Linked DNA regions of Homo sapiens: region 2 is linked to region 1. Evidence: read pairs that join two places in POLR2A ChIA-PET (ENCODE). Cell type or tissue: PC-3. All regions are shown on one strand. Links, peaks and the distances in the headings refer to the core of each region. The heading gives the core; the rest is flanking DNA. Region 1 has its middle 970 kb from the start of LINC00971. Region 2 has its middle 610 kb from the start of LINC00971.

What was found. Peaks named below come from ENCODE experiments on the same cell type or tissue, not always from the same donor. Only the 100,000 strongest peaks of a DNase experiment are listed, where the experiment ranks them.
Region 2: POLR2A ChIA-PET joins it to region 1 with 11 read pairs; 2 of 35 experiments call an interaction of 5 or more read pairs at or near these places.

The regions. Positions count from the first base shown.
Region 1 is chr3:83,896,294-83,903,035 of GRCh38, forward strand. No RefSeq gene overlaps it. Among named protein-coding and RNA genes, the nearest start is that of LINC00971, 970 kb to the right of the region's middle. In PC-3, for the core only: no CTCF peak of the experiment used is centred there; no DNase peak of the experiment used is centred there.
Region 2 is chr3:84,257,772-84,264,513 of GRCh38, forward strand. No RefSeq gene overlaps it. Among named protein-coding and RNA genes, the nearest start is that of LINC00971, 610 kb to the right of the region's middle. In PC-3, for the core only: no CTCF peak of the experiment used is centred there; no DNase peak of the experiment used is centred there; H3K27ac peaks cover 954 bases.

The sequences.
Region 1 (6,742 bases), core at 1,370-3,869:
TCCAGCATGGTATAGATAATAGTCTAATTTACGGCAAAGTTCTGGCAGGTACACTTGCAACTATTATTAAAAAAATGAGTTTTTCTATGTTCAAGGTTCTCAACTGGGACACAAACTCACTACATGAATAGTGCCCATCTATATTCACCCCTGCAGAACTTGGGATGCAGGAAGAATTGTTGCAAACAGAAAGCTCATGCAATATCACCAAAGGTCCCTGTCCCCAGAATCTTGAGTGTTATGCCAACATCCATGGAATTGTGGAAGGCTTTCAAGAAGTGTAAAGTCTCCTACCCTACACATTTCTTGATACTACATTCTTAAACATTGGCATAAACCAACTTCTATCTAAATATGTTATTATTCTTTTATATCACACTATCTCTAACAATCACAACTATTGTAATTAAAATTATTCCTTATATGCTCAAGTCTCCCTAAATCTATATATTTACCTTATTCATCTCTCCTTATATTCAGACAAAAGCAAGTCAATGGTCTTGGTGTATCAATGGGGTAGCTTATTTCCCAAGATGCTTATGATCAATTATTTTCCTCCACGTATATATATATCATTTTCTCATATTATTTGCTAAGAAGGTAGATCTTAAGTATTGTCACCACAAAAAAAAAAAAAGAAGAAAAGAAAAGAGAGACGTAACTTTGTGAGGTGATGGATATGTTACTTAGTATTATTTTGGTAATCATTTTTCAAGGTACATGTGTATAAAAACATCACATTGCACACTTTGAATATATACAATTCTTATTTGCTAATTATCACTTCACTGCAACTTCTCCTCCTGAATATACTCCACCTCCTATGGGAATATGGTCTTAGTGATTTGTTTGACAAATAAGATGCAGAGAAAGTGACATTGTAGGCCATCTATTTTGCAGCTTCACCTTGAATCTCTTGGAATGCTCTTTCTGTAGAAAATAAGGTATTGAATAAAATATCCAGCTACAGTGAGACCGACCACCATGCGGTGAGGAAAACTCAGCTAGCCACATGAAGAGCTGGCCACCTAGCCATCCGATTCCAGGTTGCAGACACAAGGGAAAAAAAAAATCTTGAGCGTTCAGCCCAGTAAAGCTTTCATCCACCATCCAAAATGGTAATTGATTGAGACACTGCCAGGAGAATTACCTTGCTGGACCAAGCAACACACAAACTGTGAAAGATAATAATGAATTATAATTTTAGTTCTTAAGTTTTGAGGTAGTTTGTTACAAACCAATAAATAACAAACCACCATTATCTGAGTGAACTATTATAAAATCACTTACGTACAAAGTAAAAGTAACTTCTATCACTGAATTATTCATTCTCTACCCAATATGTAATAATCAAACACCTCACACGAATTTGTATATCATTAAAATATCTGGATTATCCTATATTTCTTTTACATTTCAAACTACACATTTTCTTAATCTTTAGATCTTATTTGCTTTTTTGTTTAATTAATCTGCATCTTCACATCTATTTATAAGAAAAATGGCCTGGCGCAGTGGCTCACGCCTGTATTCCCAGCACTTTGGGAGGCCGAGGCGGGTGGATCATGAGGTCAGGAGATCGAGACCATCCTGGCTAACGCAGTGAAACCCCGTCTCTACTAAAAATACAAAAAATTAGCCAGGTGTGGTGGCATGCGCCTGCAGTACCAGCTACTTGGGAGGCTGAAGCAGGAGAATGGCATGAAGCTGGGAGGTGGAGCTTGCAGTGAGCCGAGATTGTGCCACTGCACTCCAGCCTGGGCGACAGAGCGAGACTCCATCTCAAAAAAAAAAAAGAAAAATACACCTAAATCATGTTCTTGATTTATGGCAAAGTTTCTTTATTTAGCCACCTTCAGACACATTATCAGATTTGTTTCCATAGTATTTTATCAACTCTAATGAGGGTTATCCTTTTGGTAATACATTTAAGTAATTCACCAACACTAACCAGACTAATGACAAACTATTAATAAAATATTCCTGTATTATGGGCTCCCAAATCATGTAGTCATCAATGCATTCTATTTTATAGGGATCACTGTAATTGTCATTGACATAATTTACAGAATTAGCCAAACAGTAACTTGCTATTTTCTTTAATTAATAGGAAGGGAAAAAAATGAGTAAGTATTTGTCATGACATTTTTGTTATTTTCTCTATTTACATTCTTTATATTCTCCTTCTCTTTTTGTTATTATCCCCAAGGGAGTTTTCTCTGTGAGTCTTTAAACTTATCTAGCTTATTGTACCCTTTCATAAACACAAACACACTCATTCACATATCTGAGAAGGTTCCTGTATCACAACAAATTAATTGAATTAAAATTCAAATAACTTTGGGCATTGGTAGAGTTAGTAAGATTCAGCAAAATTACTGAGTAACCCACTACTTGAGCTTTCTAGTATTTCAAGATTTTTGACATACTTAAAAATGTTGTCACATTATTATCAGGGCTTTGAACTGCAAGGTTTTTAGTTTTAAGAAGGCTTTAATGGGAAGAATCAACCATCATTCACTGAAATGGATAAAACTATAAAGCTAAGTTAAAAAGTAAAATTGATTTTTAAAGAGCATGAAGAAAAGTACTCTATCCAAGTAAGGATTTTTACACTGAGAAAAATGCTTCAGAAATTACCCAATGCCTAAGAAGTCTCAGGCATTTCAGAACAAGATGAGAAAATGATTGAAAGCTCTAGAACTGAATGCCCCAAGGAAACGTTAAACTTGCAATTATATGCAAATATATTTTAGCTGTTCCTCTTTTAGCAGACACTGAAAAGATGGATTTTTTTCTAGAGATTTTAAAAGTGGAACATCAAGGATGATTTTCTCCGTATTTCTCAACACTTGAAAGACCTCATGGTAACAGTTACAAAATAAAGAAATAATGTATACTTATACTAAAGGATTTTATTTAAATATGTATTTTAATACTGTCCAAGCATAATATCCATTCATTCATTAAATCAAAATATATTTAAGACATGAAATATACTTTATATTGTTCTAGTTGCTGGAAATATACATGAATATTAAAAATGCAAAATCCTACCACTCATGTAGCTTACATAATGTTGGATAGAAACAGAAAAAGTATACAAATAAATATGTAACATTTCAGATGGTGATAAATACATGAGGTAAAGTAAAACAGTATAAGATACTAGTGACAAATGGTTTAGTTGGTTTTGTACGACAGGTTAAAGAAACTAGGTTTTCTATCAACAAGTAACTGATACTATATTTCAGTATCTCAAGAAAATAAAAGCTAATTTGTGCTCTTTCTCATATTCCTAGATACATAATGTGCCCATGTTCCCACTCCTGTAAGGTAATAAGTGTGTGTTATTTTATGCAACTAAGTTTGTGGTAATATTATTACTCTTAAAAGGAAATTACCACAGACACTTATTACAAATGTCAAAAAAGACTTTATTGAAGACTATTGCAATAGGAGAGAGAGACTGAACTCAGCCTTACTGAAACAAAAAACAGGAGAATTTTTTTTATTTCATCTGTTCTTTGTAAAAAATTGACATATAACAGTTGCACATAATTATGGATTACAGAATGATATTTTAATACATGTACACAATGTGTTATGATCAAATCAGGGTTATTATCATATCTATCACCTCAAACATTTATTATTTTTTATGTTGAGAACCTTTCAGATCTTCTAGCTATTAAAACACAAAATAAATTATCGTTAACTATATTCACCATCTAGTGCTACGGAACACTAAAAGTTATTCCTCTTGTTTAGCTGTAATTTTGTATCCTTTAACTAAGCTCCCCTATCCTCCACTGGTTGCTGGGCATGTAGATTGATTCCATATCTTGGCTATTGTGAATAGTGCTCTCGTAAACATGGGGAGGTAGATAATCTGTTCAATATAATAATTTCCTTTCCTCTGGATATATACTACATAGTAGGATTTCTGAATCACATTTAGTTCTGGCCAGAGATTTTGAGAATGTTTTCAAGCTGTTCTCCAAAATTGCTGTGCTAACTTACATTCCCATCAACAGGCTATATGAGCTTTCTTCTCTCCACATCCTCTCCAGCATATGTTATTTTTTTGTCTTTTTGATAACAGCCATTCTAACTGACATGAGATATTTCATCAAGGTTTTCATTTGCATTTTTCTGATGATTAATTAGTGATGCTGAGTTTTTTATATGCTTCCTGGCCAATTTGTATGTTTTCTTTTCATAAATGTCTATTTAGATAATTTGCCCATTTTTAAATCAGATAAATTGTGTGTGTTTTTGTCTTTTTTTTTTTTTTTTGCTGTTGAGATAGTTGAGATTCTTGTATATTCTGGAGGTTAATCTCTTGTTGCATGAATAAAAATATGTTTTCCCATTCTGCAGGTTGTGCTTTTCACTCTGCTGATTGTTTCTTTTGCTGCATAGAAGCTCATTAGTTTGATATAATCCAATTTGTTTATTTTGGCTTTTCTTTCCTATGATTCAGAGGTGTTACCTAAAAAATTTTCCCCCAGACCAACATCCTGAAGTGCTTCTCCTATGTTGGTCATATATGACAAACCCACTGCTAACATCATAGTGAATGGAGAAAAGGTGAAAGATTTTACTCTAAGAACTAGAACAAGAAAATGATAACCCCTTTCTTCACTCCTACTCAACATAGGAAAGGAAGTTCTGGCCAGCGCAATTAGGCAAGAGAAAGAAATAAAGGGCATCCAAATTAAAAAGGAAGAAGTCAAATTGTCTCTGTTTTCAGACCTTGTATTACATATTAAAAAAAAAAAACCCTAAAGAATCCCCTAAAAAAACTCAATATTTTTTTATTTTTAATATTATTTTTATTTATTTATTTATTTATTTATTTATTTTTGAGTAGGAGTCTCGCTCTGTCACCCAGGCTGGAGTGTAATGGCACGATCTCGGCTCACTGCAAGCTCCGCCTCCCAGGTTCAGGTTATTCTCCTGCCTCAACCTCCCAAGTAGCTGGGATTATGGGTATCTACCACCATCCCCAGCTAATTTTTATACTTTTAGTAGAGACAGGGTTTCACCATGTTGGTCAGGCTGGTCTCCAACCCCTAACCTCAGGTGATTCACCCACCTCGACCTCTAAAAGTGCTGGAATTACAGGCATGAGCCACTATGTCTGGCCAAAACTCAGGATTTTTAAACTTTAGTGTGAGCTAACGGAAAAGTACTGTAGAACATTTGTAGGGAGATTGTTACTTGATTAGGCCGTCTATGTTGGTCTCTTGGTGCTTAGGCTCCTAATCTCCAACAGAGACTGGAAGACTAGAACACTGTTTTTCTTGATTATTCCATTCTTCCTTGAAAAAGAGACTCCTAGGTAGTAGACTATTTACATCTCAAAGGTAAGAGAAAGAATTTACAATCACAAGTTTTCTAAAGTACAGGCTCTAAGAAAAGATAGGTCAGGTGCCTATAGTGAGAAAGAAAACCTAAAATTTGGTCAAGCAAAAGGGAATGTCAAAGTCACCTTGGTCGTTACACAGCAATAGATTAATAATACATTAGATTCCAGATATCATGTAACATAGCCCATCTACCTCCCACCTCCCATAGGAATTACGTATTGTTCTTATCTGTTCTGTCCTAGACAGTTACAGGACAATAAAGAAAACTTGCTTTTTTGTATTTTTGCTTTTTTAATGTGTGGCCTCTAGGCCATTAGAAATGATCATCAAGTCATCACTCAAGTGGGACCCTGCCTTAACTTATGTTCTAACCTTATGGCTAATGAAGTTCCCATAAATGTGCCTCTTGAACTTAGCCCTCTAGAAATCCAGGCCACAGATCTTAAAATACATTAAATTCCACTGTTATTAAAATATTCATTAATCCTTCCTGAGTGAGCACTCAAGCTCACTCAGCATTGCTATCATTCAGCACTGCTACATTAGAGAAATTATTTTATTAGTCCAATTATGGTTTATTTTCCTCCAAAGTTGAATTCTTCCAAAGTTTAACGCACCAGTATTTGGAGGAGAATTCCTGCTAACATTTTTATTTTGATTAGCAGGTACTTTTTCATGATTATAAAGAGCTTCCAGGAATTTTATTATAAATTGACTCAGACCCCTAGACCAGCTCCTGTAATCCTCTCAGAACATATCATCACATAGCACTGGAATAACTGGGCCAAGACTAATCAAGCCACTATACATGGTGTTGCATTGAATATTAATGGGATTTGTGCACCCAAAAATATTTCATGTTGCAGGAGCCTGTTATTAGAATACATTCTGTCATCAAATGAACTCCACCCAGGTAAGCTATAAAATTTTCTATAAAAATTCTCAGCTAACCTGAATAGGGATAATTTTGGTAATAAACAACAACCAAATAAAATGCAAAGTCACATCTCTTAATGATAACCTACTTTAATTTCCTCTTCCCTTAAATTCTTTCCATCTAAATTCACATCAGCTATATCAGAGGAGTCAACAAACCTTTGGCGTTTGTCATTTGGTAGCAATATTGTTTGCTTCATGCCAAGGTTTCATCATGGATTGTGGCCCCAAAGAATTCAGAAGCTTTGCTGGTCAGAATTCTCCACCCTGTATGATTTATTGATATTATTTCTCTCTGCTTATTTGAAAACTAATCATAATGGTAATATAGTCTATAAAGCACAACTTGGTAGTTAATTGTTTTTGGCTACCAAAAAATTGAGTCATCCGGCAATACAACGTCATTCCCCAACCCCACCCAGATTATATTG
Region 2 (6,742 bases), core at 1,860-4,359, 360 kb after region 1:
AATTTTCTCTATCTTCGTCTCATCTGATTCCTTAAGTTTGGCAAACTGGTAAATGATTGTGGTGGGCGAAGCAGACAGTTTGTAATCCTGTCTTTACTAGTAAAATTCATTTGTCTAAAGTCAGTATTCAGAAATATAATTGATTGTATATCAAATATTTCATTTCTCCCTCTTTCTCTATATCCCCTCTCTGCCTCTTTCTCCCTCAGTCTCACTCTATATTTTTTCTTTGTAAATGTTCAGAATACATTTAGTACTATATATCAGCAGTGTTTTGGAGTTTTATTTGTTGGCCCTTGAACCAATAAATTTATACTTTATTCCAAACCGCTATTTGAAACATGGAAACATATTATAAATTACTTATTTACTTATCTTTGCAATAGAAATTAACTCCAAAATAATATAGCTGAAGCCCTACTAGAAGACAGGGTTTTGCCAGCAGATTTATTTTAAAAGTTAGATGGTTTTTTGTTTGGTTTTCTTTTCTTTTCTTTTACACTGCATGACCAGAGCTTTCAAATGCATTTTGCTCCTGACAATGCCAACTTTTACCCATCACTTCTGATTAAAAATCATGTGTCCCTTGTGTGTGTGTGTGTGTGTTTGTGTTTATGCACACTTTACTGGAAAAGTAGAGAAAGATGTTTCCTACTTATATTTTGTTTAATCATTTCTCTTTTCTGAATATTTTTTTCTGGAAATTCCAAGACTTTGAAACTTAGATAAATAAACTTTTCATTTATTTTATCTATTTCAGTAAATGTATTTCAGATGTGCATTATTCTTTTCTGGTTTTAATAATTAAATGAGTGCATGCTTCATAATAAATGCCTTTACTCACTAATAGCAATATGTGAATTTGTGCTTTAGAATACATTTTGTTTTATAGAAAATTATGACTTTTCTTACCATTGTACTAATGAAAAGCTAACACCCATTAAACAAGGGAAAGGTTATTCTATTGCATATTTTTTACTTTAAATTATTTCTGAATGCATTTCTAATTTTAAATATCTCCCACTGTTTGAGAACATTGCAAACCATTTTAAGCAGGAGAAATGTTAGTAAAATCAATGATATGTTATTTCATCAAACTTAAATATTTTGCTTAAACAAAATATTTAAAACCTTGGTAAATGTAATCATGGATAAACATAAATTTCAATGGAAGATGGCCCACAGGAACTAATTTTAAGGAGAAGTAAAATGTAAATCTTTAATTCCTTTATTGCAATTCAAAAGACTTTCATTCTGCTTATAATTAAGCTTCATTTTACTGTAAACACTTTTATTATCTCAGTGCTCCAGGTAGTCAACAGGGTTTAGAATCTCTGTTTACTGCCAGGCAAAATAAAAATTATAAGCTTTCAGCATTATCCATTAAAGAAACACATGAAGTTTATCTGTTGAGATGGCTGATATCACCAATTGACATTCTCTGATAAATGTCATAGTATAGAAACTAATTATTTTAATTTTTAAAATTTTTACATATGTCTCTTTAGGTGTCATTTTGGATCTGTTTGGAAAACGGAAGAGAAGAAACCTCGATTAAACACATCCTCATTTCCTGTTCACTGATTTACTATATCATCCATCAGATTTTGTCATCAAGCATCTAAAACAACATGCAAAAAAACCAAAGCATACGCTTTTTAAGTTAAAAAAATAGCAATCTATTACTATTTTTTAAAATCAGTAGCAGAAAGTTGAGTTAGGTAAGGACACATTTGATGAAGAAAGTTCTCTTAAAGCAAGCAGCACTGTTTCCATTCCCCATTACGAAGATTTGAAATGTATGTCAGACCCACTCTTTTTTGCTCTGATTTATGTGACTTACTTGATAGACAGCTCCCAGTCAAATTGAGATATATCAGTCAGAATGATTTTTGACAAATTAGTACCAATATAAAATTGATTTCTTATATATAACATAGAATTGTATAAAAGATGAATTTTTAAAACAATCATATAATTTTTATGATAATACATCAATGTTACTAGAAATGACAACGTTCATTTCACATGGTCAGTTTTGTTAAAAGAAGAAAATAGAGTATAAATTGATTTTGTCTGTTTGCAAAATCACATTCTTTAAAATGGTTAAATCTAAATTCTTTTGAGGTAAAGGACTGACAGTACTCTTAATATGGACTATTGTCTTTAGAAAATTACCCCTTACCTATCCTACTCTGAAAAATGTGGTGGAATTTACATTCAAAAATGCAAAATAAAATTTATATGATACTTTATGCTATAGATTGAATGTTTGTGACCCCCCAAATTTATATGTTGAAATTTATCCCCAATATGATAGTATTTGGAGGTAGGGTCTTGGGAGATTATTTGGTTCTCAGAATGAAGTGCTTGTGAATGCTATTAGCACCCTTACAAAAGAGACCCCAGAGAGAACCTCACCCATTCTACCATGTGAGGACACAGCAAAAAATGTGCCATTAAAAACCAGAAAGCGAGCCCTCACCAGATAACAAATCTGACAGTGCCTTGATTTCGAACTTTCCGCCTCCAGAACTGTGAGAAATAAATTTCTGCTGTTTATAAGCCACACATTCTACTGTGTTTTGGTTATAGCACCTCAGACTAGACACAGAACATGCTAAATTCACCAGAAAAAAAGCATCTCTGGGATTAATTCTTCCCCAGGCTGTTAGAAAATAGAATCCATATGTGCCAAGAAAATTGTCTCTTGATCTAAGCAAAGCTCTTCACTGTTTTTCTTCACAAGAATATTAGTCTATCAAATCTAAGATATCATCCAATAAAAATGCATGATGAATCCATATATTAAAATGTGAATGAACATGCATCTAAGGAATAATGAAATATAATAGAAAGGGAGCTAATAAAAGACTACACCCTTAGGACAAACAAACAGCAGTATTAACAACAAAAGAATTTGGTTTACTTAATGTGGTCAAATAACCACAAAAAAACAAGTCAGTGGCAGCTTGTATTCAAGCAGTGCATTTCTCATAAATAAATTGTACTCTTCCCTCAACACTTATACTGTCCACGTAACTGTGTTTTTAAAAAGGGTGTGACAGTTTTAGATGCAAAGTGAAAAATATATCTCCTGAATATCTTTTTTTTTTTTTTTTTTGAGATGGAATTTCACTCTTTTTGCACAGGCTGGAGTGCAATGGCGTGATCTCAGCTCACTGCAACCTCTGCCTCCCTGATTCAAGCGATTATCCTGCCTCAGGCTCCCAAGTAGCTGAAACTACAGGCACCTGCCACCATGCCCAGCTAATCCTTTTTTTTTTTTTTTTTTATTAAAGATGGGGTTTCACCATGTTGGTCAGGCTGGTCCTGATATCTTGACCTCAGGTGATCCACCTGCTTTGGCCTCCCAAAGTGCTGGGATTACAGGCATGAGCCACGGCGCCCAGCCTTTCCTGAATATTTTTGACAATGAAATGTTTAAAAACATATTTTAATGAGCAAACCCGTAGTATTACTATTAATAACAAACAGAACAATGTCAAAAATACACATCACATAATTCCATTTCCAAAGTAAGAAAATCCATAGAAACGAAAAGCAGATTAATGATTTCCCAGGGTTTGGTGGAGGAGAGAATGAGGAATGATTGGCTTCTTAACAGGAATGTTTCCTTTTGGAGTAATGAAGTTTTCTGGAACTAGAAAATGGTGATGGTTGAATAACAATTGCAAATGTGCTACATGATACTGATAAAAAATTATGTTATGTGTATTTTACCATTAAATGCATTAAATTAAAAAGGGGGTGGGAGGATTTTTCCTTTAAACTATTTTTTTCTCATGGTGTATGTGGGATTCAACTTACGTATTATATTTTCGTTGTTTCTTGCTAAAAGAGATTACATGATCAAATAATATTAGAATAATCTTAATTAAATAAATTGAATGAGATTTTAGCTTTAAAATAATAATGACAAAAAACTTGGGTGTGTCATCACCTTCCCATAGTTTCAGACTTACTTAATTTCCCAAAAAAAATGATTTATTGCTTGATAATAAATTGTAGCATATAAAATGTATCATAACTTTTTAGATTGCTACCAAAATGTAACTCTTTCACCTATACAAGTACTAATTTTGATTTCTATGTTATGATATTTGTGTTAAGGACTGAAAGATCAAATTATCATTAATAGACTACTTTTGGGATAACCATATGCATATGGTATACATCTTTTTGGCTGAGTCTTCTACAATACCAAAAGGAATAGAATTTTATTCTGGAATTCAATACTGGCATTATCCCTTTGAGTTATCTGCAAAATAATTGTTTAGTTTCTTTTGTTTTCTTTTTAGTTGTGTCACCAGTTCTGTGACAATCTCAACACAATCACAGGAGAAGCACAGTGGATGGCTGCCATTTATGTCAACCTTCAGCTAAACCTCGGCTTTAAGTTTTATTTAAGATTCGCAACAAAAGTTGACCCAGCATACTATGAAAACAGACTTTTCTCTCATGTTCTTCAGGGTATACTGTACACCTTCTTCCTGAAAACCCCTGCACAGATGCTCCAAAAAGCATATGTTCTGTTTCTTCTATCAATATTTTTGGATCATCCTTCAATCTTTATAAATGTATTTTAATCTTACCTCCAGTGGCATCCTTCACTTAATTTTTTCATTTTTATGGGTTAAGATATTTCTGGATTTTCAAAAACAGTTTTTACTTATGAAAATTTTATGAATACCAAAATGTATAATCTTCCTATAGTATTAGTCCCCCAGTTTTTTGCCATAATATAATTATGTTTTTTAATGTTTATAAGACTGAGATTATGTGATCATGGTCCAAAATAAAGATTGTCTTATGTAAAGGTCATTATCACACATATTACAAGAAAGAAAGTCAGTTTAGATAGAGAATTGTATATATTAAGCTGCTCTGTAGATTGTAACCAATATGATACGACTGTATCAGAGTTCTAGAAAACACCAATTAAGAAAAATTTGCCATGATTTGGCATAAATATTTTATGTGAAATCACCATCTAATCATTTATAAATAAATGACAACCTCTCTTTCCTGTTCAATTTTTATATTTTACTGTAGAAATTGCTAGAGATTTCTCAAGAGGGCCTGTATAATAGCAGTCAAGTCCCAGATGGCCTGGAGGTCTACTTAAAACAGAGTGTTTCTGAATATTTCTCAGGAGTAAATCTAACTTATTTACTGATTCTATTATTCAGTGACAAATATTTAGTATTTATTAAGAACACTTACGATACTAGCATACACATAACTGGTAGCTGGTTCTCTCTGGTCCACAATTGATAGTGCCTTAATTGTTCTGTTTTAAAGCCTCCCATTTTCTGTAGAAATTCCAGAAGGAAGATAAATGGTTGAGGAAGACTTGGTTCATCACCTGTGAAATCATTTCATAACAGACAGTTGTAATTAGGAAAATAAATGCAAACCTATAATTTCTTGTTCACATATCATTTTGAAAGTGTGGATTTAGGCCAAATCATGGCAAATTTTTCTTAATTGGTGTTTCTAGAACTCTGATACAGTCGTATCATACTGGTTACCATCTACAGAGCAGCTTAATATATACAATTATCTATCTAAACTGACTTTCTTTCTTGTAATATGTGTGATAATGACCTTTACATAAGACAATTTTTATTTTGGACCATGATCACATAATCTCAGTCTTCTAAAGTTACCATTAAAAAACATAATTATATTATAGCAAAAAACTGGGAGACTAATATTATAGGAAGAATATACATTTTTGATATTCATAAATTTTTCAAATGTAAAAACTGTTTTTGAAAATCCAGAAATATCTTAACCCATAAAAATGAAAAAATTAGGTGAAAGATGCCACTGGAGGTAAGATTAAAATACATTTATGAAGATTGAAGGATGATACAGAAATATTGATAGAAGAAACAGAACATATGATTTTTTAAGCATCTGTGGAGGGGTTTTCAGGAAGAAGGAATAAAGTATACCCTGAAGAACATGAGAGAAAAATCTGTTTACATAGTATTTTGGGGCAACTTTTGTTGCGAATCTTAAATAAAATTTAAAGCCGAGGTTTAGCTGGAGGTTGACATAAATGGCAGCCATCCATTGTGCTTCTCCTGTGGTTGTGTTCAGAGTATCACAGAACCAGTAACACAACTAAAAAGAAAACAAAAGAAACTAAACAATTATTTTGCAGATAATTTAAAGGGATAATGCCCATATTGAATTCCAGAATAAAATTCTATTCCTTTTAGTATTTGTAGAAGCCTCGCCAAAAAGACATATACATATGGTTATCCCAAAAGTAGTCTATTAATGATAAGACTTTCAAGGAAACAGCTTTCCTGTTGCTTGCCTGATATTTGAAGAAAACAATAGCATGGAAGATAAAGGCCAGTTATACAAACAGAAAAAAAAAGAAAGAACAAGCAGGCAAGCAAGCAAACAAACAAAAGCAACAACAAAACCCAACCAAACAAGCAAAATACAAGAAGAAAGAGATAACTTGAGGAACAGAGAAAACAAGAAATTTGAAGCAAAAATTACAGAAATCATTGAGGGGATAACATTTCAATTAATCAAAGAGAAGAGGCTAATTCAAATGTGAAAATTAATAGAATTAAGGAAAAGAAATTTGAAGAACATAACTGCTAGATGACAGTGATAGGTAAAATAGCAGTGCTAAAAGATGTAGTTCATAATTCCATTAGCTCTCAGACTGCACTAGACATCCAAAAAGAAA